Regions from separate parts of the Homo sapiens genome. Here regions 1 and 3 are each linked to region 2. Evidence: chromatin loops called from intact Hi-C (ENCODE). Cell type or tissue: IMR-90. All regions are shown on one strand. Links, peaks and the distances in the headings refer to the core of each region. The heading gives the core; the rest is flanking DNA.

What was found. Hi-C counts contacts between places; a loop is a spot of excess contacts. Peaks named below come from ENCODE experiments on the same cell type or tissue, not always from the same donor. Only the 100,000 strongest peaks of a DNase experiment are listed, where the experiment ranks them.
Region 1: it touches region 2 in a loop (21-fold over the local background); 4 of 110 quality-filtered maps call a loop at or near these places.
Region 3: it touches region 2 in a loop (2.8-fold over the local background); 3 of 110 quality-filtered maps call a loop at or near these places.

The regions. Positions count from the first base shown.
Region 1 is chr12:40,941,687-40,953,689 of GRCh38, forward strand. It overlaps CNTN1 (contactin 1), which reads left to right. Exons shown (of 24, transcript NM_001843.4): 13 at 1,911-2,038; 14 at 2,309-2,484. Among named protein-coding and RNA genes, the nearest start is that of PDZRN4, 240 kb to the right of the region's middle. In IMR-90, for the core only: a CTCF peak has its summit at 5,128; no DNase peak of the experiment used is centred there.
Region 2 is chr12:42,329,161-42,333,554 of GRCh38, forward strand. The region is part of intron 1 of PPHLN1 (periphilin 1); the gene reads left to right. Among named protein-coding and RNA genes, the nearest start is that of PPHLN1, 5.2 kb to the left of the region's middle. In IMR-90, for the core only: a CTCF peak has its summit at 3,347 (motif pointing left); no DNase peak of the experiment used is centred there.
Region 3 is chr12:43,332,943-43,344,945 of GRCh38, forward strand. No RefSeq gene overlaps it. Among named protein-coding and RNA genes, the nearest start is that of LINC02461, 180 kb to the left of the region's middle. In IMR-90, for the core only: a CTCF peak has its summit at 6,174; a DNase peak (open chromatin) is centred at 6,089.

The DNA.
Region 1 (12,003 bases), core at 4,125-6,624, 1.4 Mb before region 2:
CACTTATAGGAAGGGATCTTCATTAGTCTTTTCTACTCCAGAGGTTATTCTGGAGTAATTTTGGTACCAATAAGTGACCAATTGGTTAAAGACCAGATTGTTCCTAGTTTGTTTGACAGCTGATCTATATCATAGTATCTGGAAATAAGGATAAGATCTTGAGAGTTTAGTCTATATTACTTTAAGAATAAAGAGAATTATTACAAAAAAATCAGGTTTTCTAAATATTTTTATTAAAAAGTAATTTTAATCTCAAAGGCAAAGTACCTGAAAGTATAAATGAGACGAATGACACATGGAATTATGTATACCCTTTAAAGATGGTAAAAGATCAATTGAAAACTAACATAAGTAAGCTAAAAATATTAGCATGATTTAAGAAAGAATCATCATTGTTTTTTCCACTGCTACTTCATTATAATTTTTGTTGTGCTTCTTGAAAAATAATTAAATGAAAGGGATGTGGGAACTTGGCTGAGGATTTATACTAGAGGGTAGTGAGAAAAAGTGTGACCCATTAATATTGGTACTGTGTTAATATGTGTCCTCCAAGAAGCTGAAGCCAGGAAGATTAGCTATGTAAGAAATTAATTAATGGCAATGCATGGGAGGGAAAATAGAGAGGAAGCTGGTGGAGGCTTGGAAAAGTATTTTACTGAGATACAGGTCTGATCCCAGATGAAGGACAGAGGGAAGGAAGGAAAAAAGATTGTGTTGAAATGACTTGGACTGCACTGCACTTCTAAGAGTATGGTCATGCCACTGGAAAGTCTTCCATTCAAAAATGCATATCAGAGGAGTTTGCTGTCTTCCAGGAGCAGGCCTGGTTTAAAATTCCTCCCATGGTCAGTCATTGGCTAAGAACAGCCTGTGGAATGTGTGGCTTTGAATAAACACAGTGATGGATTTCTGAGTACGGCGTCTGGGACAGAGAATAAATTACACTCCTCAGAGTTGGAGAGTGGCATATTCTCAGAGCTTCCATGATCTTAAATAATTACTTTTATCATTATATTATTTTGATACTTCATTTCTCCTTCAACAACAAAAAGTACTCTGAAATGAGCTTCAAGTCAGGACTGGATTGTTCAAGAAAGGAAAGGAAATCCTGGACTATAATGTTAGCGGAAATTTTGTTATTTTCTTATATGAAGATTTTTATCAGTAAGGTAGATAGTTTTGCTTCTTTTATCAGACTTTGCCCTTAAAATGGATATACGTTTGCATGTTTTGTGCAAACTTTCAAAGATAATTTAGTTTTGAAAATTATCTATTTAAAGAAAGTAAAAAATCCAATGACAGGCAATTCAATATTTAATCTAAGTGTGAGTTTCTATACAATAAAACTTAGTGAGTTTTTAGTGTCCATCCCCTGAGGAAGAGGCTGACAGGTAGGGAAATATGTGTAGTATGAAAGACTTAGTTTCTGTTCAAAGAAGAATTTCCTAAATATTAATTTGTTCCAGAAGTTGTTACTAAGGAGGTTTTAAAATATTTTTTAAAGTTTCTAAAAATAAAATACATTTATATTTCTCTGTAGCCATGGAAATGGCAATCTGTCCTCACCTCCTAGTCTGAATTGAAGTCCTGAGGTTACATTTCTGGGAGACCGGGGCTCATTTCTTTCAGGCCTATGACTGATTTCAGCCTGTCCCATAGTGGAAGGTCAGTTAGAAGACTACGGCAATAGTTCAAGAAAAAGATGAAAGTGGATTTCCAAAACAAAATGTCAATGATGAGAAAAAATATTATAACTAAAGGCTAGAATTTGTCATCTTACAAAAATGTCTGTGGTCGCATGATTTATATAGAATGTAATAATTGAAAAATATTAGTGTTTGTAATCTAAGACATAATAATGTATTTTACTAAATCAGGTTTGTGAATTATATATATTTTTATTTCACTAGAATACTCATTTGGGAAGATGGTAGCTTGGAAATCAACAACATTACAAGGAATGATGGAGGTATCTATACATGCTTTGCAGAAAATAACAGAGGGAAAGCTAATAGCACTGGAACCCTTGTTATCACAGGTAAGTTAATGTTTGAGGGTGCTTAATTTCTAATGTATTAAAAAACATGATTCAGCACTAAGCATCTAAACAGTCAATGTATTTGTAAGTTTCTTTTTCAAAAGAATTTCAGGCAAGTTTCTTGCTTGATGATATTGTTCTTGGAATTTGGAAGTGAAAACATCTTATTATTTTGCACAAATAAAAATATATTGGTTATTATTTTAATATACCAGATAATATTGTGTCTTATATCTTCTTGAATTGTGCTTTACATTTAAAAATATATAGATCCTACGCGAATTATATTGGCCCCAATTAATGCCGATATCACAGTTGGAGAAAACGCCACCATGCAGTGTGCTGCGTCCTTTGATCCTGCCTTGGATCTCACATTTGTTTGGTCCTTCAATGGCTATGTGATCGATTTTAACAAAGAGAATATTCACTACCAGAGGAATTTTATGGTATGTGTTTTAAGTTTCATCTTATTAACACCCCAGTGATTCCTATGTGTCTGCATTGAAAGTTCTATTACTATAATCACATTTTATATCATCTTTGTTTTTCATGAGACCAAAAAGCAGGCAAAAAAGCTTTCTGTGGTTCTCCTTATATTAACTGTTGTACTGCTAAATCTTTCTAAAATGGCTAGCCCTGAGGATTTTGGTATAAATATTAATCAATTAATATTAATTGGGCTTTAGGTATGATTTCCCCCTTAATTTTAATACAATTGATGTGTATTACATCAGTATATATGTGCCCTTGGTTCTAGTGCCTTCCTTTTTACTTTAAATGAAGAGCATAGAACTTAATCTTTGTTATAATGATGATCTTAAAGCATTTATGTTATGCTTTAAGAGTAAGAAAGAGACAAAATTATATATGTTGGAGAATTTGGAGAATTAGTTTATGTGATTTGAAGAGGGTTAAATGGCTATATTTTAAGAATTGAAAGGTGTTACATTCTACAAGTCCTATAGTTAAACATAGTGATATAGAGAGTCAAGGTGTAGAAAGAAATAAAATAGAGGGAAAAGACTGAGAAGTAATGCAGGCAAAACAACTTGTGTAAGAACATTGTTGGTGTCTTGGTAGGCTGTCTAGGTTACAGTGTATTTAAAAAGTAAATTAATCACTGGCCCTATCAGCCTCTTCTTTAGAAAAGCAAACATTTGTAAGACTAAGGACATATTTAGAACATAGGCATAATTAGGAAAACTTTTATTTTAGAAGTCAGTTATTAATATAAAAAAGAAGCACAAATGAACTCAGTAGGACATTTAGGATTGTTTAAGTCCCATAAAATCTGAAGATTGATATGTACACATTATTATATTATGCTTTCATATTGTCCAGCTATGTTTTTAGCTTTAGAAGAGTTGTAATTTAACTGATCTAGCTACAACTGTACACCTCTAGTAAACATACCAATACTCTTTCAGTTTCTGAACCAAAATTATACTTTAAAGAATAACAATTGAGAATTGGCAGAGAACTGTAAATTTTGTATTTTGACATTATATACCATGTAATATATTTTCCTTATAGATCTGAAACTATTTTGCACATGCCCAAAATTAGTCAAATTGGCACCAAAATCTCCAATACTTTATTTAAAGTGTATTTTATTTTGCAAGAAAAGTAAATACAACTTGGGTTTTATTCATTTTAAAGGAAAAAAGTAAGCTAAACAGGGATCTTACTTTCTCAAAAAGTAGGCTTCTGAATTTGAAAGAATTATCTTTGGTGTTATAAATTGAATAATTTCAAAAGTAAAGTCTAGAAGTTCCACAACCATAGTTTATAAAGTAGTAACTAATAGCTGCAATGAAGTCTATGTAAATAAATTTGCAGACAAAAATTGCCCTAAACTGAAACTTCATATTTAGAGCTTATTTATATTCTTTAAAATACTAATTACATTGTGCTGGTACATGTAAATAATGACTGCAAAAAGAAAATGGAAAAAAAAAGGAATTTAAAGAGAAAGAAAAATAGATCCCAGTCCCCTTTAAAAAAAAAAACAGGAAAACAAAGAAATAACTGGAATACTAATTAGGAAACAAATAATAAATTAGACCATAAAAATGTAAAAGACCTTGTGGCCACTTAGTGCACACTCTCCCTTTTCAGATGATAGCTGCAGAGATTCACATAGTTACCCCTCCAGCTAATCCAGAGCAGAGTCCTGACCGCAGGCTCACCACCTCAGGTTTCAGTTCATTCCATCAAATAATGATCTGACAGTGGGAGCAAACCTACTCAACTGACTAGATAAGCATCTTAATTGAATCAGAATATCAAATGCACATGTTTAGCATGTCATAGATGGACAGATGCATTCAATTATCTCGATTTTTAAAAAGCCTGGATAAGAATCATTTTAAAATAAATAATTAAACTGAATTCTATCTTTCAAACCAACACAAGACTAATGAAGCTATCCCTGGCACCTTCCTTCTCTTTTAAGGCAAACTACAAAGTTAAACTTCACTGGTCAATATGCCATGCAAAATTTAAGTAAAAACGCTATAAATATTTGATCCACCTTTTGGAAGATAGTCCTAACAGCTATTAATTGCTTCTAGGATTGTTAATAGATCATTCTCAGAATTAGTGGCTCCTCCTATGAAAATCTTAGTGAATATATATATGTCTCTTAAATAATGATTTGGTATTTTATGTAGTTCTCCCAATATTTCAACAATTGAATAGCATTTGTTCATTAAGAATATGTACTAAGCACATGCCATAAGCAGACACAGTTGTAGGCACTAGGTTAAATAAAACACTGAAATAGACATGGACACCAGCCCAAAATAAACCAATGATACCCCAAGAGTTTAAGATTCAGATGTAAATGTTTTTTGGTAGCTATTACAGTTAACAAAACCAACATAATTAACATGTTCTAACAATTTTCATTGCTAAAAACTAATACAGGAAGTTCTGACTAATAATAAAAAGGAATAGGGAAATCAAATTTTAAACTTTTTATTTCAAGAACCTAAGTTTTTATTTTCCAATTTAGTTTCAATAATAAATTGAATTCAATAATTAAGTATGCACTGATTTTAGCTTGCTATTCTTGATTTTAACCACTAAGGGGCAACCTTGTATAAGGATTCAAATTTCACAGCCCGGTGTAATTTGGGACTTCTTTTCCTTCATGAAATTAAACAAATGCATTTGCTCCTACTTATGAATAAATTGTGAGATTATAGGTGATTTTTAAATGTCTTCTTTATATTTTTTCTAATTAAAGTTATGTAATTATTAGGAAAAATGTAACTGTACATTTTTAAAGATGTATATTTCTTTTAAGAGTTTAATGGGAACACCAAAAAAGCAAAAATAACACTGTCTTTGTATTTAGTAATCCTACTTTATGTAAAACTTTGGGATTAATTTATTTTTTAATGTAACTTTCAATTTTAAGGCAGTAATTGCACACCTAGTACTGATTATAGAAAAACACTAAGGAGTTAAACATCTAAAAATTTCCTGAGTATTATATTAATATGTAATAATTGTCAGATGTTCCACTGGAACTTGAACTCATGCATGGGGGATGTTAAAAATACAAGCTCGAAGCAGAAATTTAATAAATCTGAGGCTTTGATACAATAAGATATTAAAGCAGTTTATCTGCCATTCTTTTATTTTGTTGATGTTATATGGCAAATGATCATAAATGTTTCAAGTCCAATTATAAAGTGGCTCCTGTTTTGGCTTTCTAATTCAATAGCTACTTAATGCCTTGGAGTAAATACAAAAGGCAGAGCCATTTTATTTATTCATTTAATGTATAACTTTTCTTGTTCCAGAAAAGACTTAAGACAATCTATCAAAAATATGAATTTTAAATATCTCATTTTATTCCTCTTTCAAGGTGGCACCTAACCTGTAGAATTTTTCAGTAGCCCTCAATTTTTGACATTCACTTTGGGTCATTTTCTTTCAACTGTTTAACAACATTCCCTGCTTAGAGCCATTAAGTTAGTTAATTACATGAGTTCCTTAAAATTTCCAGTTTTGGAGATTGTCACTATTTCATATATATATATATATATACACACACACACACACACACACACACACACACACACACACACACACATATGTATTACTCTTATTACAAATACATGTTAAATTTGTAATACTGTGGGACATTATTGCCTGTCTTATATGAATTCATAAATATCACTTGAATTGTTCAGAGATTGTGTCACAAACCAACCTGGGCTTTAGGCTTCATTTTCTCACCTCTTATGTGGTGACTCTGATCCAGGGATTAAAATTCTCTAAGCCTCAGAATTTCCCTCTGTAAAACGTGATTAATCATTCACTTACTTCATTCAGGTTACTTCACTGGGTTTGAAAAACTAGTTACTTCATGAAAGAGTGCATATAGAGACTTGGCACAGCATCTGAGAGTATTGGGGACACGAATAAAGTATATAAGTGGTTATTAATACTTTTTATAAGAGAGCAATCATCCCCCATTGGAAATTCCAGAAGCTTTTGCTAGCTAGTTTTTCTTTCTTTCTTTTTTTTTTTTTTTTTTTTTTTGAGCCACAGATCTCATTTTTCACAATTTAATACTTGCACTGCTTGCTGTGCTGGATACTTAGACTGAGACCAAAAAAAAAAAAAAATCTGGGTATTTCATTGCTGAAGGCAGTGAAGAGGTAATAATAGCCAACATTTATTGTGGGCTTACTGTTTAGACAGAATTGGGTTAAATGTTTTTCACATATTTCTCAGTTGATCTTCACAGAAATCCTCTGTGGAGTGCATATTATTGTGATTTTCTCAGTTTTCAAAGTGAGGAAAGTGAGTATTAGAAAAGTTGAGTAACTGGTCCCATGTAATCATACAAGTCGCTAGAGGCTAACAGAAGATTTGATACCAGGTGGCCTGACTGCCAACCCTGTAATCTCCACCACTTTGATTCATCTTTTGGTTAATGTTCATGTCTGTGTCTATTTAAATAATTCTCCCATAAGTATTTGATGCTCTACAAGGCAATACTGTTCAATTCACATTTTATTCTCTAATCTGGTTTAATGAACCTTGTATGCTCACTCAGATTGCCCAAATTACTTCATTCTCCCTACACTGTTGGCCACCTTTGCAATACACTGTAAGTCATGTCTACACAGTTTCAAGTGGTCTAACTATGAAGTTCCTGGCAATTCCTAATGATCCCCTGTAGACAGGTATGCTAGGTGTGTGTTTGCAGGTATGTGGGTGTGCATTTTTTCTGAGTGCATAAGCAATACCATTCAAGAGAGAAGAAGACAGATTTCTCACCCAAACGTTATTTTCCTTTTTTAAAGAAAAATTTTATTAAACATATCAAAAAAGGTCTTTAGATTTTACAAATATGTATTTAAAACTAGATCATGCTGTGATCTTGTACAGAAATTTTGTTTCTGCAAGACAAGAAAAAGGAGAGGAAAAATGATAAAACAGAAGTCAATTTGTTTTTTTTTTTGTTTTTTTACAATTTAATCTTTTATTTTTATTTACATTTTATGTAGAATGCTTATAACTAGAAAGAAAGGTTTCTTTTTTTATATACTTTAAGTTTTAGGGTACATGTGCACATTGTGCAGGTCACATATGTATACATGTGCCATGCTGGTGCGCTGCACCCACTAACTCGTCATCTAGCATTAGGTATATCTCCCGATGCTATCCCTACCCCCCCTCCCCCCACCCCACAACAGTCCCCAGAGTGTGATATTCCCCTTCCTGTGTCCATGTGATCTCATTGTTCAATATTTCATTGTCTCTATTCACTATTTTGGTTGTTGTTGCTGTTTTTGTGGGTTTTCTTCTTTTCTTTTCTTTCTTTTTTTTTTTTTTTTTTTTTTTTTTGAGACGTAGGTTAGCTCTTGTTGCCCAGGCTGGAGTGCAATGACGCAATCTCGGCTCACTGCAACCTCTCCCAGGTTCAAGTAATTCTCTGGCCTCAGCCTCCCAAGTAGCTGGGATTGCAGGTGCCTGCCACCACACCTGACCATTTTTTTGTATTTTTAGTAGAGATGGGGTTTCACCATCTTGGCCAGGCTGGTCTCGAACTCCTGACCTCAGGTGATCCACCCGCCTCGGCCTCCCAAAGCACTGGGGTTACAGGCATGAGCCACCGCACCCGGCCTCTATTCACTGTTGAACAAGAAGGTTAAGATTATCCAGAATTATGTGGGAGAAAACGAGGACGGTTGGGCAATAATCCTTGGTAAGAATCAGATTCGAGCCGAAAAAAATTAGAGCAGGATACCAGGCAGCCACAGGGAGATCGTGGAAGCCCTGAAGTATTGTAACTTTGGTCCCATGTGGAGACATTTTTGGTTATCACAACTGTAGAGGTGTTGAGAGGGTGTGTGTGTGTGTGTGTGTGTGTGTGTGTGTGTGTGTGTGTGTGTATTGCATCTATTTAGCTATTAAATATCCTATAATGCACAAGACAGATTCCAAAAACCTAGTATTATCTGGCCCAAATTATCGATAGAACCAAGCTTGAGAAACGTCCTCAAGAAAGATATTAAAAAAGAGACTTAGCAATACTGGGACTAGCCACTGCAAGGTTTTAAGCATGATGTATTGGAAACAAAGAGATGTTATATTGTTTTGAGCATCTGAGAGTATTGGGGACACGAATAAAAAGAAACTAGATTTTTCAAAATGCATATCCAAAATAGTTTAAGTAGTAGAGGATGGGTTTTATGTGCTTCTTGAATTTAAGACTCTTAAATTTTGATGAGCAGTGGAAAAGAGGGAGAAATACATAAAAAGTATACAGGCTCCTGGCACAGTCTTGTGACACACAAAACATACAAAAGCATTCGGCCAATGTCAAATTGCTCTATTTTTCTTATCAGTAGTTAGTTGGAAAAGAGTTAATTAGATAATTCTATCATACTTCATTCTGTATGAATATATAACTTTTCTGATCCCCTTTTTACTACCTTAATAAACCTTTACTGATACCTAACTGCTATATTTTATTTGCTATTTACCAGTGTTAAACGAAGGAAGGTATCTATGTTCCTGGGTGTGTTTTCAGTTGGGCTAGCTTCTTTTAAGATCATCACACTTCCCATGTATAGACCATGTTAGCTGATGTCACTCTCTAGCCTAACTTCTCATAGTCCTTACTAAGCATTTGTTGATAAGAATGCCAGGTGAATGGAATTAAGCATATATATATATAAGAATGCCAGGTGAATGGAATTAAGCATATATATATAATATAATATATAAAATGTCCATTCTGATCACTTTTTTCTACAAAGTGGTCCAAGAAGATTTTTAGAACTCTAAAGCTAAGGGGAACCAACTTGAAAACCATATAAATTAAATGATATATGAGTTGTATTTCAACTCTAAAACATAGGTTCCAAATCAAAGGCATTGATGTTTTTGTCCATCATTCAAAATGCTTAGGAGAAACCTCAAAGAAAATGGTCTTTTGAGTTTTCATTTAAAATGGCCAGCTGATCAAAATTGGACTCTTCAGCTGTCATTCTCGTTGTTTATTACATACAAAAATAGCCAAATTTAGAGATTTTCAACACGTCTACTCTTAATTTATATGCAAACACACTCTTAGTAATTATCTTAGTAATCTTAGAAATTATCCTGGACAACTTGCCTTATTTATTTTTTTGTATGTCCAATGACATCACTTCACTTTAATAAGTTGTTTTGTCATTTTATTTATGTTTTTGACTCAATCTTAATATTGATGCATTTCTTAAAATAACCCTAACAAAAACTAGATAACATTAGAGAATTACTGTTAATTATGTTATGTGTGAAAATGGTTTTGCATACAAAAATTGGCCTAGGGTGGTGGTGCACACCTGTAATCCCAGCTACTCGAGAGGCTGAGGCATGAGAATCATTTGAACCCAGGAGGTGGAGGTTGCAGTGAGCCCAGACTGTGCCACTGCACTCCAGCCTGGGTGAAAGAGTGAGACTTTGTCTCAAAATTTAAAAAAAAAAAAAAAAAAAAAAAAAAAGAAGAAAAGGAAAATGGTTTTGTGATTATGTAAGAAAATGACCTCAATTTTTTGAGATTCAAGCTAATGTCTTTAGAAATTGCTGATGAGTTGATGAGTTGAGTAGTATTGATATCATAATATCCGGAATTTATTTTTCAAGTGTTCAGTCCTAGACAGAAAGACAGAGATAGTGGACAGAGAGAAGTAAATATAGAGCTAGTTAGCTAGACAATTAGATAAGGCAAATATGGCAAAAAGTTTACAATTGTTAATCTAGTTGGCTGGTTTATAGATGGTGATAGTACTATTCTTTCTACTTATGCTTGAAAATTTAAATAGCAAAAAAATAAGTAAAATAACAACATATCATATATGAAGAAGCACCACATCTACTTACCAAACACTAAATCCAGTTATCTGATCTATTAAGCACTACCTTGGAAACAGCTTGACTTGGTGAAACTAGGGCTATATATTACCTATGGAGCCTTCCACAAGTAGCTTAATGTAAAATCTCAAGGTCCTTATTTCTAAAATGGGAATATTAATAGTAAATCTTTGGGTAGTGTTACTTCTGGAACTCAGAAGTGAAAAGGAGATAGTCCTAGTTTCATTATTAGGGCTATGAAATTATAAATATAATTACATAAATTGAATAAGAAAATGTATGTAAAGTAGCTAGCACATTGCTAGACATTTAAAAAACATTCAGTAAATTAGATTTGGTAATAGTAGGAGTTCAATAGTAGTATCAGTAGTGGCAGTAACAATAGAAGTTATATTAGCCATTTTAATAGTAATAGGAGCAGTTTTAGTAGTATTAATAGCGACACTAGTAATATTAGTGGCTATAGTTATAGTAGTTTTGTGTCTTCCTCTGTAAAATACAGCTAAAAATAGTACGTATCTCATAGGCTTGTTATTAAGAGTAAGTCAGTTCGCATGTATATTTATAACAACCTTTGACACCTAGTTAACCCTAATTAAATATCTGCTGTTAGTAGAGTTGGTGGTGGTAGTAATGTTTGCAGTTGGATATGACATATTTGCTATAGTATTTTTGCTTTCTCTACTCTAACAAGCCAAAAGTAAAGAAGAAACGTTTTATTATTTCATGGATATAGCATATATCAGACATATTTAATAATTTTTATGTTTGTGAAACATATTCTTTAAAGGATGCACTTCTTTCCAAACATCTATATCTCTCCCTTTACTCTGAACTTGAATGGAACAAATTATTTAAATGACAATTATGAGCTCTAAGTTTTATCTAGACCTTTTCTGTACCATATAGAATCTTTCTTTGTTCACTAAGATTAATTCAATTTGTTAATACAGCGTCATCACTGAGACTCATTTACATTGCAGAAATGATTTTGCAGTTAGTTTACGGGGGAAGGTGAAGGAAGGGCTGGGTATTTATATGTTGGAAGTCTTTTGATTTAAACTTGGGAAACTTCTAAGTGGTCAACCACATATACACTTTGGAACATCCCTGAGCTTTGCTATCACAATTTCCAGTATGTGATTCAACTCTCCTCATCTGAAGGGAGGAATTTTGTAATTGAGCCAAGCTGTGGCTTTTAGTAAAAATACAGTGAGCATTTGTATCTAATTTGTGGCTAGAATGTGCTGAGGCCCATGATCTTTACTTGCTTTGTAAGCGTTCTGCCAACCACTGAGGACCTCAACTTCTCTTGAGGTATGGAAAGTGCTAGTAGTATTTACAAAAACTTTAGGAGTGCTTTCATACATACACAACTATATTGGGAATGATACTTTATATTTTTTCTTCTTTCCTTCTGAGAAGTTTTATTGCTACATGTTCACCAAATGTAGAACCAGTGAGAATAAACATTACAGTTGCTTCTTACTGCTTTATGCAAGTGGGCTTATCGATAAAAGAGTTAATTTTCAAACTAGTTTAACATTAAACTTTTAGAGTAGTTTAAAAATCGTAAA
Region 2 (4,394 bases), core at 1,895-4,394:
GCGCGATCTTGGCTCACTGCAAGCTCCCCCTCCCGGGTTCATGCCATTCTCCTGCCTCAGCCTTCCGAGTAGCTGGGACTACAGGCGCCCACCACCGCCCCCGGCTAATTTTGTTTTTGTATTTTTAGTAGAGATGGGGTTTCACCGTGTTAGCCAGTATGGTCTCGATCTCCTGACTTCGTGATCCGCCCCCCTCGGCCTCCCAAAGTGCTGGGATTACAAGCGTGAGCCACCGCGCCCGGCCTGGAATTTCAAATATTTTCTAATAGAAACATTAGAATATTAATTCACTCTGAATACTGAGCACAGTGTGCAAATTGTTCTAGGAGCTTAATATTCATCAGTGAACAAATAGACATTCCTGCTTTTTATTATTATTAGCATTAATAATCTAAGATACTATATAGTGTACTTTTAATACAGATTAAACCCTCACTACTAGAAATACTACTAGTAGAAATATTACTAGTGAGGGACTAATGTGTATTAAAAGTACATTATGTGGTATCTTAGATTATTAGTGCTAATTAAAGATAGCACGATTGGGGGATCTGTTATAAGTGACATTAAGAAGGTGACATTGAAGGGCAGGAAAGTTAATTCCACAGATACCTGGATGAAGGGTGGCCTGCCCCTCCACACCTGTGGGTGTTTCTCGTCAGGTGGGACGAGAGACTGAGAAAAGAAATAAGACACAGAGACAAAGTATAGAGAAAGAACAGTGGGCCCAGGAGACCAACACTTAGCATATGGAGGACCTGCACCGGCACCAGTCTGTGAGTTCCCTCAGTATTTATTGTTTACTATTTGCACTGTCTCAGCAAGGGGAATGCGGCAGGAGAACAGGGTGATAGTGGGGAGAAGGTCAGCAAGAAAACGTGAGCAAAGGAATCTGTGTCACAAATAAGTTCAAGGGAAGGTACTATGCCTGGATGTGCACATAGGCCAGATTTATGCTTCTCTCCACCCAAGCATCTCAGTGTAGTAAAGAATAACAGAGCAGCATTGCCACCAGCATATCTCGCCTCCAGCCACAGGGTGGTTTTCTCCTATCTCAGAATAGAACAAATGTACAATCGGGTTTTATACCGAGACATTCCGTTTCCAGGGGCATGCAGGAGGCAGAGGCCTTCCTCTTACCTCAACCGCAAGAGGCCTTCCTCTTTTACTGATCCTCCTCAGCACAGACCCTTCATGGGTGTCGGGCTGGGGGACGGTCAGGTCTTTCTCGTCCCACGAGGCCATATCTCAGGCTGTCTCATTGGGGAGAAACCTTGGACAATACCCGGCTTTCCTGGGTAGAGGTCCCTGCAGCTTTCCGCAGGGCATTGTGCCCCTGGTTAATCGAGAATGGAGAATGGTGATGACTTTTACCAAGCAAACTGCCTGTAAACATGTTGTTAACAAGGCACATCCTGCACAGCCCTAGATCCCTTAAACCTTGATACCATACAACACATGTTTCTGTGAGCACAGGGTTGGGGCTAAAGTTACAGATTAACAGCATCTCAAGGCAAAACAATTGTTCAGGGTACAGATCTTTTTTTGTTTGTTTGTTTTTGTTTTTGAGATGGAGTCTCGCTCTGTCACCCAGGCTGGAGTGCAGTGGTGCAATCTTGGCTCGCTGCAACCTTCGCCTCTCGGGTTCAAGCGATTCTCTTGCCTCAGCCTCCTGAGTAGCTGGTACTACAGGCACGTGCCACCACACCTGGCTAATTTTTTGTATTTTTGGTAGAGACGGGGTTTCACCATGTCAGCCAGGATGGTCTCAATCTCCTGACCTTGTGATCCGCGCGCCTCGGCCTCCCAAAGTGCTGGGATTACAGGCGTGAGCCACCGTGCCCAGCCATGGTACAGATCAAAATGGAGTTTCTTATGTCTTCCTTTTCTACATAGACACAGTAACAGTCCGATCTCTCTTTCTTTTCCCCACATCTGGAGAAGAATATTCTGTGCAGGGAATTGCCAGTGCAAAGACCTATGTTCATCTGAAGTTTGAGGTCAATGTGACTTTGCTGTTCAGTAACTCTAGTTGGCTATCAATAGTTGTTGAAAGAATATAAAAAGCGAAGGAATGAGTTTTGGTGGGGAGGGGAAGCTATTTATCCTGAGTGTATTTAATAATGGAAACTGACTAGATTGGAATGCAGAGTTACTATAGCCTAAGTTGCTACTATAACCAGTTTGGTTAAAATGAAAAAACAGATCCATTATCTTGACTTTGGATTCAGAGTGTTAATGGTTTGACAGAAGGATATTGCCTATGACTTTGTTTTCTCAATTTCCATGACACTTTTGCTTAGAGTGCAAGTCCTCCATAATCTCTCAGCCCTCAGTTGAAGTTAACATAACAGTGGTTGGATAGCCCAGTGGAGTGCTCTAAGAAAGGCTTCTTTTCTTTCTGGAATTAAATATCCCATGATGGTATATTAAACATACCGTCTTCATTGAATATGGCATAAGAGAAAGAGATTTTTATAATCCATAACCAGTTATTAGCGCACTTCTGAATGAAGCTTGTATTCTCCACACTGAGTTCTAATTCTGTTCTTTGCCTAATTGTGATGTAGAGGGTCCTTCTATTGTTCTGTTGATTCTTCAGTTTGAATATCTTGTTGGCTTAGATAACTTTTCTGGAGTACCATCGAAACTGCACTGATATGAGGAGATGTAGTGATGATGTGGCAGGTAACATGATCACTCACTGGGAGTCTGAACACCTTTGTATAAATGTAACTGATTGGTCAATTTCCTAAGCCTGGATAATATCATAAACAACATATGCCGCTAATCAGGAAGCTTGCTGTACTTATCAGCTATTTTTAAATCCTTTAAAAATTACAAGGTTCTAGCATGGGGGCAACATAGTAAGACCATGACTTGATAAAAAATAAAATTAGCCAGGTGTGGTGGTATGCCTGTGGTTCCAGCTACTAGGGAGGTTGAGTCGGGAGGATCACTTGAGCCCAGGAGGTCAAGGCTACAGTGAGGTGTGTTTGCCCCACTGCATTCCCGCCTGGGCAACAGAGTGAGACCTTGTCTAAGGAAAAGAAAGAAAAAGAAAATTGCAAGTTTCCATTTGAATATAAGGTGATATTAGTGTATTCTGTCTTCTAATTACCATAGGAGATGGTAATTTTCATCATACTAAACTATGGAGGTATTTTGAAGTCATTGTTTACAATAACAGCTAAAAACAACCTTAAACATCTAGTACAATCTCAGAGATAAGGATAAGAGAGATGACCTGCCCAGCTCTCAACTGGCAAAATTCTAGACTAGACTTCTAGGACTAGAATTCTGTTATTATAATTTTGTTCTTATGAAACTTGGGTGGCCTCTGGTGGCCAAAATGATATCTTCTATTTTCAAGAGTGTGTTTGAAGCGAGTTTGGCCTGAGAGTTCTGTTTATACAATTAATGAAGATTTAATTATTTCTCTATATTGGTTGGTTTATACAGACACAAATCTTTACGTCTGTATTTCCCCCCCTTACAGGAAATTGTTGAAAACGTTAAATTTGATTCCTAAAAGGACTCAAGTAAGTATAGTATAGTAGTATTTAATATAGTAGTTATTGTTACATTTTTTGTGGGACACCGGTAAATTTTAATATTTCAGTATTAAACTACATACTATTTCTTTAGAACTCTTATTGTTTATTTTTCTCATTTATTACAAAACCTTATTTTTATTTACATTCTCCTTTAGTATATTAATTTACATTCATCATTTTTATCATCACTTCACATGTTATGCTTATTGAATGATTTTCAGGAACTTTAAAAACAGTTACATACTTTTGTAATACATAATAGTATATATACATTATGCAGTAAAATATTCATCCTCTGCCCAGCTACCTAGTTCTCCCCAGAGGCAATTGCTGTTGCATTCTCTTGTTACTCCCAGGAGTAGTCTGTACATATGCATATATATTCATACCTGGTCTTTTTACTGTGCTTTTCTTTGCTTAGCAGTATATCTTGGCAGTCTTTTCATATTGTTACTGGGGTTACTTTTCTTTGAAATGGTTTGCAAAAATACTCCTTTTGTATAAATATAATTGATCAATTTACAAAAGGAATACAAAATATTCCTTTTGTATAAATGTAACTGATTGGTTCAGCAATTTAATTTGTGCTATTTTGATGGATATTTTAAGTTCCTTTCAATCTTTGCTATGCAAGTGTACAAGTATACCTAGAAGTAGAATTGCCAGGTCAAAGCATATGTGTTTTTAAAATTTTAATAAATATTGCCAAATTCTTCCCAATCTGTACCAATTATACTTCCTTTTTTTTATTTTTTATTTTTTATTTTTATTTTTATTTTTTTTGAGATGGAGTCTCACTCTGTTGCCCAGGCTGGAGTGCAGTGGCACAATCTTAGC
Region 3 (12,003 bases), core at 5,142-7,641, 1.0 Mb after region 2:
GCTGTCTGTTTTAGCTTTTTCACCTTCAAAGCCTTTATATAGAGATGATTTGGAGCAAGTACAAAATATTGCTCTAAGCAGCATATTGTCTTAGTTTATAATTGATCTTAAAGTTTAAATATTCAGTATTTGTCCACAAAGTGCTTTTAGCACCTCAGAAGAATAACATAATTCAAATACAAAGTGCCATTATGTTGTTATCTTCAGCTCTCAGTTTATGAGGCCATATTTATTACTCATGTGGTTGAATGCTTTACATTTCTACAAATCCTTCCCAGAGACAGTCCCACCCTAAATAAAATTGTTCAAAGTGAAGATTCTTAGTTTTAAAGTTAAAAATAAATAAATGATAAAACTGCATAAAATGATCCGTTAAGCCCCATTTGGAACCAAAGAGCATCAATGAGAAACTTTATAAGTGAAGCAGAGAAACATTTATTTGTGCATCAGCTAAACTCTGTTGCCTGCAAAGTATCAACTGTCATGTTCTGTAAAATGCTGTGAGTCATACAGATCCAGCAAGCACTTATCACTTCTTATCATCAGCCTATGTGGACTCCGAGCTTGGAGAAAACAAGCATAAGGGTCTAAAGCCTGAAATGATTAATAACATAGTTGAAAGAGATTATAAAAGGAGAATTCTTTCTTGTCATTGGATAATCTGTTATAAGCTATTTGGGCTGTATCTACATTTAATAAAATAACTACTTAATTCAGTAAACCTGGTTTAAAAATGTGCAAACTAATAAGTGTAAGTCATGTAAATATAGTGTAAATAAATATCATAAATATAGTGATTTGCATAATTTTAAACCAAATGTTCCCTGTCTGTGAACTGCAGGAACAAATTTAAAAGCCCCAGAGGGGGAGGAGTGTAACAGAGGAGTAAGAGTGTAACCCTAAAACCAGACCGCCTAGGGTCGGATTCCCAGCTCAACAATTAGCTATACAGCCTTGAGCAGGTTGATTATAATTGCTCAAGGTATACCATTAGCCTGTATACCACTAACCTTGATTGCAGTATCAGTTACTGAGTATATACATTTGTCAATACCCATTTAACTAAACACTTAAGATCTGTGCACTCTGTTTTATATAAGTCATTTGCAATAAAACAGAAAAAAATGTTTAAAAATAGCATTCCTATATGAAGAGAAAAAAATCACAATAGTTATCACGTATGTTTGTTACAGGGATTAAATAAGATAACACATGTAGCCCATTAGCATTGCTGCCAGTTTAGTATGATTTACAAAAAAAAGAAAAAAGAAAAAAAGATAACACATATAAAGTACCCTACAAATTATAATTATTTGAGTAAGGGACCAAAATTTTGCAAGGTAAATATTACTATCCTTTTTGTTTATTTGTTTTAAATTAATGAGGAGGCCTGGAGCGGTGGCTCATGCCTGTAATCCCAGCACTTCTGGAGACTGAAGTGGATGGATCACTTGAGCCCAGGAGGTCTAGGCTACAGTGAGTTGTATGGCGCCACTGCACTCCAACCTGGGTGACAAAGCAAGACCCTGTCTCAAAATAATAATAATAATAGGGCTGGGTGGGGTGGTTCATGCCTGTAATCTGAGAACTTAGGGAGACTGAGGCAGGTGGATCACTTGAGATCAGGAGTTCGAGACCAGCCTGGCCAACATGGTGAAACCCCGTCTCTACTAAAAATACAAAAATTAGCCAGGCGTGGTGGCGCACGCCTGTAATCCCAGCTATTCTGGAGGCTGAGGCAGAAAGAATTGCTTGAACCCGGGAGACGGAGGTTGCAGTGAGCTGAGATCGTGCCACTGCACTACATCCTGGGTGACAGAGTGAGACTCCATCTCAAAAATAAATAAATAAATAATAATTAATTAATGAGGAAGCATAGTCTTAAAAATTTATACAGTCATCCCTCAGTATCCATGGGAGATTCATTCCAGGACATCTGATGAATACTAAAATCAACAGATACTCAAGTCCTTGACATAAAATGGTGTAGTATTTGTATTCTCCCATATACTTAAAATCACCTCTAGATTCCTTATAATGTATAATACAATGTAAATGCTATGTGAATAGTTGTTATACTGTATTGCTTAGGTAATAATGATAAGAAAAGTCTCTACGTGCTTAGTACAGATGCAATTTCAAAAAAAAAAAAGTGTTTGATCTGCCATTGGTTGAATCCATGGATGTGAAGGGCCGATTGTACTAACTTACCAAAGATTTGAAGCTGAGTTTTAAATTCTGATCTGTTGAATGTCAAAGTTTTCTTCACTGTAATAGAAAATTACAATGTGGACCCTCTTTAGGAAGTTTGGCTGGATCGAATGAACGGTTTGGTATAAATCCTGTTCTTTTCTTGTAGTTTAACCATGGGAAAAGCACTCAAGTGATTCAAATGTTTTAGTAAAAATATTCTGAACACAGAAAATTCAAATTTGAAAGTTTACAATTGAAAATCTTAAACTGGATACAGCAAGGGAGGGATGAAAACATTATGGAAAATGAGAAATTCATTCTTGTTGTCTGTTAAATACTAAGGGAATATTTTGCTGTTTCAAATCTGTTTAGAACTGGTACTTTTCAGATGGACAGCCTAATAAATGGTGGTAGAAAACAGATAAACTTTGTGTATGACTTTTTGGAGAAATATACATCAACATGAAAAATACATAAACATAAAATTAGGTACAAGCTATGTTAGTTATATGGTTTGAATAAAAAGAAAATCATTATGAAATATACAGCTTGTCTGTATGAACCTATTTCCAAATGACACTTTGTAGGTTATGAAATGTTCACCTAAAATTACCATTTGTATATAAAAGACTTACAAAAAAGTTCCCAAATTTCTTCTAAATCACAGTTGAATTTAGTTCCACTTTTTAGCTCATCTCCATTTGCCATACAATGAAGGTGATCCTGAGAATTAAGTAGCACTTTAAATAATGTATTATCAGCTTTGATTCTATATTAATATCATAAACTCATTCATGTCTTAAGAGTCATTCTCTTTGATTTTTGAAATTCTGACATTTTAATGAAATTATGTAAAGGGTTTGACTATTCTTTTGGAAAATCTCATTTAAAATACATCAGTAGCAGCATCTTTATGTAAAAAAATCAATGTTTCTGTCATTTATTCATTAAAATAGTACTAGCTACATGTTCAGAAAGAAAAAAAAAACCTGTGCAAAGTGTGATTGGTATAGAAAGGCATCCTCAGAGAACTTTCAACTTAGCAAAGGGAAACAGAATTCATACTGAAATGACCATCATAGACATTAATATTTAAGGATGTCATTTAATACAAGGGCAGTAGGCTAAAAGTAAGAAAAATATTTCTGGAAAGGTAGCTTACTCTGAACATAGAAAGTTCAAACTGAAAGTTTGTAATTAAAAATCTTATATTTGATACAGTGCTAATACAGAAGATTTAACAGAGAGTGATTCAATGAGAAAAACTAAAATGAGCAGAGACACAAAAACACAAGAGCAGAGACCCAAAAATAGGAAAATAATGAGAAGATTAATACCAACTGGTATAACTACAAATTTTAGCTAGTAGAGAAATAGGAGATAAACATTAGAAAAGATGGTTGGTGGCAGATTGGAAAGGTCTGAAATGCCAGAATAAAAAATTTAGACTTTTATTCCCCAGGTTGTGAAATGCTGGCTTTATCTTTATTCTAAGCAGTGTTTTTCAAAGTATGGTCTTAGGAATCTTGGGGTCCTCAAATGAGTCTCATGAGGGGTTTTATGAGGTCAAAACTATTTTCCTAATACTATGACAGTAATAGCAGTTGTCACTCTCACTGCCCCAGAGTTTTCAGTGTAGTTTTCCAAGATGTGTGAAGTAATGTAACAATCCAGGTGTCTTCTCTTAAGCAAGACATTAAAGAGATTTACAAAAGCATAAACACTTGCCATTTTTCTCAATAATCATGTTTTTGTTTTTGGAAAATGTTTATTTTTCATAAAAATATATTATTTATATAAACATGTAATGGTGTATTATAGGTATTTGAAAATAAATTAATACATATTTTTAGAGGTTCTCAGTTTTTATTTCTCAACTAAATAAAAATATATAACCTACCTAAACAAAAGCTCTTTGAGGTCTTCATTATTTTTAAGAGTTTAAAGTGATTCTGAGACCAAAATATGTGAGAATCCTAACAGTAATCTGGTCTTGATATAGACTCAATCATGACCTCTAGTGGATATATCCAGCCATTTTGTAAACTTGGGGACATCAGATTCAGTCACCAAAATTAAAAGAAAAAAATCATTTGAAATCTCACTGTCATTTCTTCTTGAGAATTCGTTCATAATCTTCTACCATAGGTACCAAATCTAGTTTCAGGTACAGTGGCTAGAGCTAGGGTTTTCCAAGGTATCCCTGGATCACCTGCTTCAGAATCACCTGTGAGATAGGCTTACAAGGAAGATTCCTGGGCCTTTTCTAGAACTTTCAATCAGAGTTCCTTGTGATGCAGCCCATCTGCATTCCATCAAGAACCCCACAGTGTTCCTATCAACACTGACATTAAGATTCTTGTTTCAGTATATTTGTGCTGTATATTTGTGCTGTACTTAAGAGTTTACAAAGAATCACCAAAAAATGGTGGTTAAGACTTACATGGAGTCAAAGACTTTTGCTCACTTGTAATTTCAGTGCTCACAGACTTAGGTGCTTTTCCACTAGAAGATATATTGTTATCAGGCAGGCATTTAGAACCTAAAGTTGATGGGTCTGTCCAAAGATAAGAAGTACCTACATGTCCCTATTGAGACCTTAATTCATCAGAGAACCACTCTACCCTCATGAAGGAGGAAAGTATGAGTCAAACCTGCACTTCTAAGACTAACATGCAAAAGAATCACTAGAGACTGCAAAGCTTAAAATATTTACTATCTGGTGATTTACACAAAATTTGCCTACCTCTTGGTCTAGATCAATGCTTTCTAAGTTAACAAACAAATAAATCTTCTAGGGATCTTGTTAAAATGTAACTTCTGATTCAGTGGATCTGGGGCCAAGATTCTTATTTCTAATGAGCTCCCAGGAAATGCTGCTGAGCTGCTGGCCACCTGAGAGCAGGTTTGAAATGCAGAACCCCAGGCCTGAGGGCATGCCCACTGACTTGGCAGGTGCCTTTCACCAGGAAGCACAGGTAATCTTCATGCCAGTGAACGATTACACCGGAAACATTGGTGCAATCTACCAAAAAAAGAGCATGGTTTTTGACTTCTGACAAAGCTGCATTGGAATCCCACTCTTATTTGTTAGGTGTAAGAATGCAGCATACAATTCAAACTCTCCTAACATCCTCTTTTTCCTCTTTAAAGTGATGACAAAAATACTTTATCCACCCACATCTTAACCTTGTTGTGAAAGTGCAACGAGACAACGGAAACAATTGCTGAATAATAGCTAACACATACTGATGGCTAAACCACTGCTGTGAATAATTTACAAACAAAGAAATCAAGAAACTGACAAAGAAATAAGAGTAGTGGAACAACTTGTTTGAATTCAGGCAGAGAAGGGTAGAACTGGTATTCATTCTTGGCTCATATTATCTACTCCTGCCCTCTTAAAGGCCCCCCAGCCCTGTTCAAATGTCTGTGTTGATGACTTCTATCATGATTTGTGAACATATTCTGAGACACATCTCTATGCACAAATGAAAGAAACCTACAGTCTGGGCCAATAGGAAAAATGTTGCAAACCTCAGTACACACACCTGACCTTGCCAAAACATCAAAAAGCAATGAAGTAAATCTAAAGTTATCCTGATCAAAATCCTATGTTAGGACAATTTTGTTTAATGAAGATTAGGCTACAAAAAAAATCCAGCAATAGTCTACTTTTATGATGACTATATTACATGCTGGAGGAGATAGCAGTGTAAAAGCACCTCAATTATCTAGTTTCCTTGTCTTTAAAATCACCTTAGAGATTGCTCTCAGGGCAGTTTTGACACCAAAGCCTCCATCTGCTTATAATCTCCCTTGCCTTCTGAGAGCTATTTCAGTCCTTGCTATTTTGCTCAGCAGGAAGTCACCATCCCTGCTACTCACTTTCATTTTTCCTTCCTGCCCTTATTAGAGGTCACAGTCCTTGAAAGCTCTTTGGAAAAGCTTTATAAAAGGCAACAGCATCCTCTACTGACTGTGACTCATAATGTCAAAGGGGCACCAACTCCAGCATTTGAGCATGATTTGTGTTACTTCTGCTTTAGTACCCTTATCAGGGATTTTTTTATGTCCTTATTTTATGCTGATTTTCATATTAAAATGAAACATTGGTGTGTGAACTAATTTTAAGTAGTAAAATAAAATGGCTTTCAGCAGAATATTACACCAGGTGTTGTTTTGAAAAACATAATTCTTTGCACATGGCATGGCCTTTTTTCAGAACCTCCAGGGCTTGCATTGTGATTCTTTGCCTAAGTCTTGTCACAAATTCCACATGACATTTTTCTCACCATTGATACTTCCAGCACCATAGGGCCTGTCAGATCACATGGTCCAAGTGGCAGGGCTGCCTGGACCCCAACCTGAATGAGCTATAAGCCCTTTCCCATTCTAGACCCAATTCATAGAACTCACACACTGTCCCATAATTCAGTATAAGAGCCAACGCAGTGTTTTTAGTTGTAGAATATGTTGCCTCAGAACCCGAAGAAGTCTTCCAGCTATTTTGCTCTCTTTTTCATGGTAAGAGCTGTAAGATACGAAGGTTTGATTTTTATCAGGACAGGATGTCCCAGCAGAGCTCTGATCACTAAAATCCCTAAACTCATAGGTTTCTGTCAGGTTTCTGACATTTTTATGGGGTTTATCTCCCCTCCTCTGCAGTGGGTATGTTTTATTTAACAAGACCTCCATCATCCACTTCTTGCTCATCTAATCCAGTCTACATATAACCATCAATGTAATGGATCAATGTGATGATCAAAGATGACCACATGATCCATATTTCTTTGGAGTATGACTGTCACAGAAGATGAGAAAATTAATACAGTCTTGAGGTGAAGCATAATTGTAAATGTAACTTTTTGGGTCCAATCCATGTGATTATTAACTATTTCTAATCTTCTTTCCTTTTGGGGATAGAAAAGAACAAATTTGGTAAATCAGTGGCTGCAGACCATGTGTCTGAGGTCATATTAATCTGTTATAGCAAAGATACCACTTCTGCCACCAAGACTGTGTTGACAATTACTATTTGGTTGAGTTTGTGGTAGGCTATAGTCATCTTCTAGGATTCATCCAGTTTCTTCAGCATACAAACTGGTGAATTAAATGGAAATAAGATGGGAAACACTATCCCCGGAACCTGGATTCATTAGATCCTTAAGGGCACTAATCTCTGCCATCCTCCCTCAATATCACTACCTCCACAATGTGATAAGACTTCCAGACTGGGTGTGAGATTTGGAGACCTCCATCTTCCCTACTATGACAAATCTCACCCCACAGGCCAAGGACCCAATGTGAAATTGTACCAACTGCCATGTGTTTCAATCCCAGTTGTACCTTCAGATTAGAGGAATGATCACCAGGTGGACCTATGGATCTATGGACCTAGCGAACCCCATATAAATCAGAACATAGCCAGGATTCCATTTATTATCTGGACCCCATCCTAATGGTTATGATGACATTTCATGTCTCCAGATGTAAGTATTATCTCAGACACAGTATCTAATGGTCTCTGAAATGCATAGACGTTCCCATTTCCTTAGTGCACAATATCTGAGTAAATGTCCATAGATGTTTCAGAGGAAGGATTGGGAAAACTATTAGCATATAAATTCACTGGGGTTTGGCAGTCTTTCCTCCTGGGGACCAAGCCACTCCTCAGTCAATGGGTGTTGAGTCTGAAAATTGCCTCAAGTCCAAAAATTTGGCAAAGAATGACTGTGCTTGGCCTCTTTTGATGTCTTCTACTGGTAGACGCTGAGTAATGCCCTTGTTGACTCCCCTCATATTTTGACCCTTTAGATAACGTGTTCTGTTGACTATCTCCATAACTCTCAGCAGGGCAGGCCCCCTCAAATGCCACTTCTCCAGCTTCTGCCAGTACATGTTGGCTAGGTCTTGCAGCTCCTTTGGGAAATATCTCTTTTCCTTTGTTATAAAGCCCAGTAAGTCCCTAGCTGGGTCATGCTGTGACTTAATCCTACTTATAGGTCCAGTGTCCTAGTGCCCAGGAGGAGAGGGAAGGGCAGATCCAGAAAGAGGTACCTAAAACTTTGTGGAAGAGGGGCCTCTGCATCATCTTCCAGAATGCAGGGTGTACTGGTTCATACTAGGGAGAGGCTGGCCATTCCTGTAGGCTCAGAAAGTTCAGAAGTCTTTCAGTTCAAAACATCTGGAGGAATATCAGGCCAGATGATTCTCTTCATGTGTCCCAGGGTTTCCCAAACAGGTCCTATCCTTAGTTTGTCTTCTTTTTGCTTCCTTTTGTTGCTAACATTGATCTTACAAGCTGTGATCGTGTTTTGCTTTTATTTAAAATTACAAAATATACTGAGTCTTTCTCCAACCTACAAGTTGTTTGGAAGTTTTGTTTTTAATATCCAAATTAAATTTTCTGACACCATTACATTTTCACATTTTTTCTTGTAGTTCTGTCCATTTTTACTTTTTATATTTTGAAGCTATGAGTTTGGGTGCGTGGGTTCAGGATTGCCCTAAGTTTCTGATAAATATTTTCTCTGGTTGTGTCAGAGGCATTTGAACCAGAGTGACTCCATCTTGAATAGGGGCTGTGTAAAATAAGACTGAGACCTATTGGGCTGCATTCCCAGGAGGCTAGGCATTCTTAATTACAGGATGAGATAGGAAGTTGGCACAAGATACAGGTCACAAAGATCTTGCTTATAAAACAGGTCGTGGTAAAGAAGCCGGCCAAAACCCCCCAAAACCAAGAGGGCAATGAAAGTAACCTCTGGTCATCCTCACTCCTCATTATATGCTAATTATAATGCATTAGCATACTGAAAGACACTCCCATCAACAACATGACAGTTTACAAATGCCATGGCAACATCAGGAAGTTACCCTACATGGTCTAAAAAGGGGAGGAACCCTCAGTTCCAGGAATTGCGCACCCCTTTCCTAGAAAACTCATGAATAATCTACCCTTTGTTAAGCATATAATGAAAAAATAAAGTATTCTTACACAAGCAGCCCATGCTGCTGCTCTGCCTATGGAGTAGCCATTTTTTATTCCTTTACTTTCCTAATAAACTTGTTTTCACTTTACTCTATGGACTCACCCCAAATTGTTTCTTGGGCAAGGTCCAAGAACCCTCTCTTGGGGTCTGGATCAGGACACTTTTTCAGTAATAGTTGTTTGTAATAACTGTCTTTACCTTTTCCAATGCTTTAGGCTTAAAGAACATTTTGCAAATTTTAGTAATTCTACAAGGTTCATACTTACCTAAAATATCTCTTCCTCAACCCCTTATTTTTAACTTTTTCAATCACTACGTTTTATATGCATTTCTTTAAAGCACATAAGCTGGACTTGAAAAACGAAAACAAAACCAAAATTACTGATATATCTTGATTCAGTTTTACTGCCTATTTTGTGCTATTTTTTACCATGCTTTCTCTTTGCTTATTTTATTTTCCTCCATATCTCCTCCCTTGATGAAGTTTTGTTTATATTCTCTTTCTCCTATCCTTGTTTAGAAGTTAGAACTTTCAATAGTCACCCTTATAATTTTAAACATGCTTATTTAACTAAAGTCTGAATTTTATCTCTCTACTTTATTCCCAAAGAAAATGAGATCTTCAGAAAGCTTTAATTACAAATCACCCTCCTACCTCTTTCAAACTCGTTGTAGGTCAGCATTTTAATTTTTTAAAAAAGGACATTTTTATTGTTAGTTTTTGCAGTCAGGGCTTATTCAGATTTACACAAATGTTAACTAAATCTTTGCATTTACATTCTGAGATCCATGCCTTTACTACTGATGTAAAAATTTTAATGGTCAGTAAAGGGTCCATGAGTAGGTCATTGAGCAAGGGTCCATGAGTAGGAAACACAGTCTTTGTATGAAAATAACTTTATTCCACATTTATTGCTATTTTTCTGAGTATACAACATTAGAATGACTGTTCATTTCCCTCTGCACTTTGAGCTTGGCTATGCATATTGTGGTTGCTGCTGCTCTATCTTATCCAGCATCTCTGCAGTGAGGGGGAGGCCTATGTTACCCCAGCTCACAGAGTGGCTGTAACCAGAAGGTTTCTCTAAGAAAAGCCTTTGATTAGAGCCTCTTCAAGTTCGGATTTCCTTTCCTTTCAAACAAAAAAAATTCTAATTTTTAAAGCTGGCTTTGTCTACTCATGTGTTGAAGATATGAGCAGGGTTTATAAAATATTTTCCCACTACACAGCCCAAGTCTAAATGAACCAGATTAATTCTTCCTCTTTGTCCCATTGTACCCTGCACCAACTTGAATTATAGCACTGTCACAACCAAATTCACTTACTTTGCATATGCCTAGCTCCCACACTAGAATGTAAGCATGATGAGGGTTGAAAAGTTACGTACTTAGAATTGTATCCCTAGCTCTTCATAGGGTACGTATATAAACAGTGTTTCTTAAATGAGGCAATGGATAAACAAGTTATGTTTTCTTTCTTTTCTTTTTTTTTCATAGTTAGGGTCTCAATCTGTCTTCTATGCTGGAGTGCAGTGGCACAATCATGGCTCACTACAGCCTCAAACTCCCAGGCTCAAGCAATCCTCCTGCCTCAGCCTCCCAAGTAGGTGAGACTACAGGCATACTCCATCATGCTCTGATAATTTTAAAAAATTTTAGTAGAGATGGGGTCTCACTACGTTGCCTAGGCTGGTCCTGAACCCCTGAACTCATGTGAGCCTCCTGCTTTGGCCTCCCAAAGTGTTGGGATTATAGGTGTGAGCCACCGTGCCTAGCCAGTGATGTTTTCAACAGTGGGAAATCTTAGACCTACTTCTGAATTTCAGTGGCTGTACTAGTCCACTCTCATGCTGCTATAAAGAGTTGCCTGAGACTGGGTAATTTACAAAGGAAAGACATTTAATTGACTCACAGTTCTGCATAGCTGGGGAGGCCTCAGTAAACTTACAATCATGGTGGAAAGAAAAGCAAACACACCCTTCTTCACATGATGGCAGGAAGGAGAAGTACCAAGCAAAGAGGGAAAAATTCCTTATAAAACCTTCAGGTCTTGTGAGAACTCACTCACTATCACAGGAATAGCAGGATGGAGGTAACTGCCCCAATGATTCAATTACTTCCAACTGGATCCCTCCCACAACATGTGGAGATTATGGGAACTACAATTCAAGATGAGATTTGGGTAGGGACACAGCCAAACCATATCATTTCATCCCAGCCCCTCCCAAACCTCATGTCCTCACATTTTAAAAAACAATCATGCCTTCCCAACAGTCCTCCAACATCTTAATTCATTCTAGCATTAACCCAAAAGTCCAAATCCAAAGTCTAATCTGAGACAAGGCAAGTCCCTTCTGCCTATAAACCTGTAAAATCAAAAGCAAGTTAGTTACTTCCTAGATACAATAAGGGTACAGGCACTGGATAAATACACCTGTTCCAAATGGGAGAAATTGACCAGAACAAAGGGACTACAGGAACTCATGCAAGTCTGAAATCCAACAGAGCAATCAGTAAATCTTAAAGCTCCAAAATGACCTCTTTTGATTCCGTGTCTCACATCTAGATCATACTGATGCAAGAGGTAGGTTGCCAAGGCCTTGAGCAGCTCCACCCCCATGGCTTTGCAGGGTATAACCCCCCTCAAAGCTGCCTTCATGGGCTGGCATTGAGTGTCTGTGGCTTTTCCAGGTACATAGTGCAAGCTGTCAGTGGATTTACCATTCTGTGGTCCAGAGGATGGTGGCCCTCTTCTCACAGCTCCACTGGGCAGTGCCCCACTGGGGACTCTATGTGGGGGCTTCAACTCCCCATT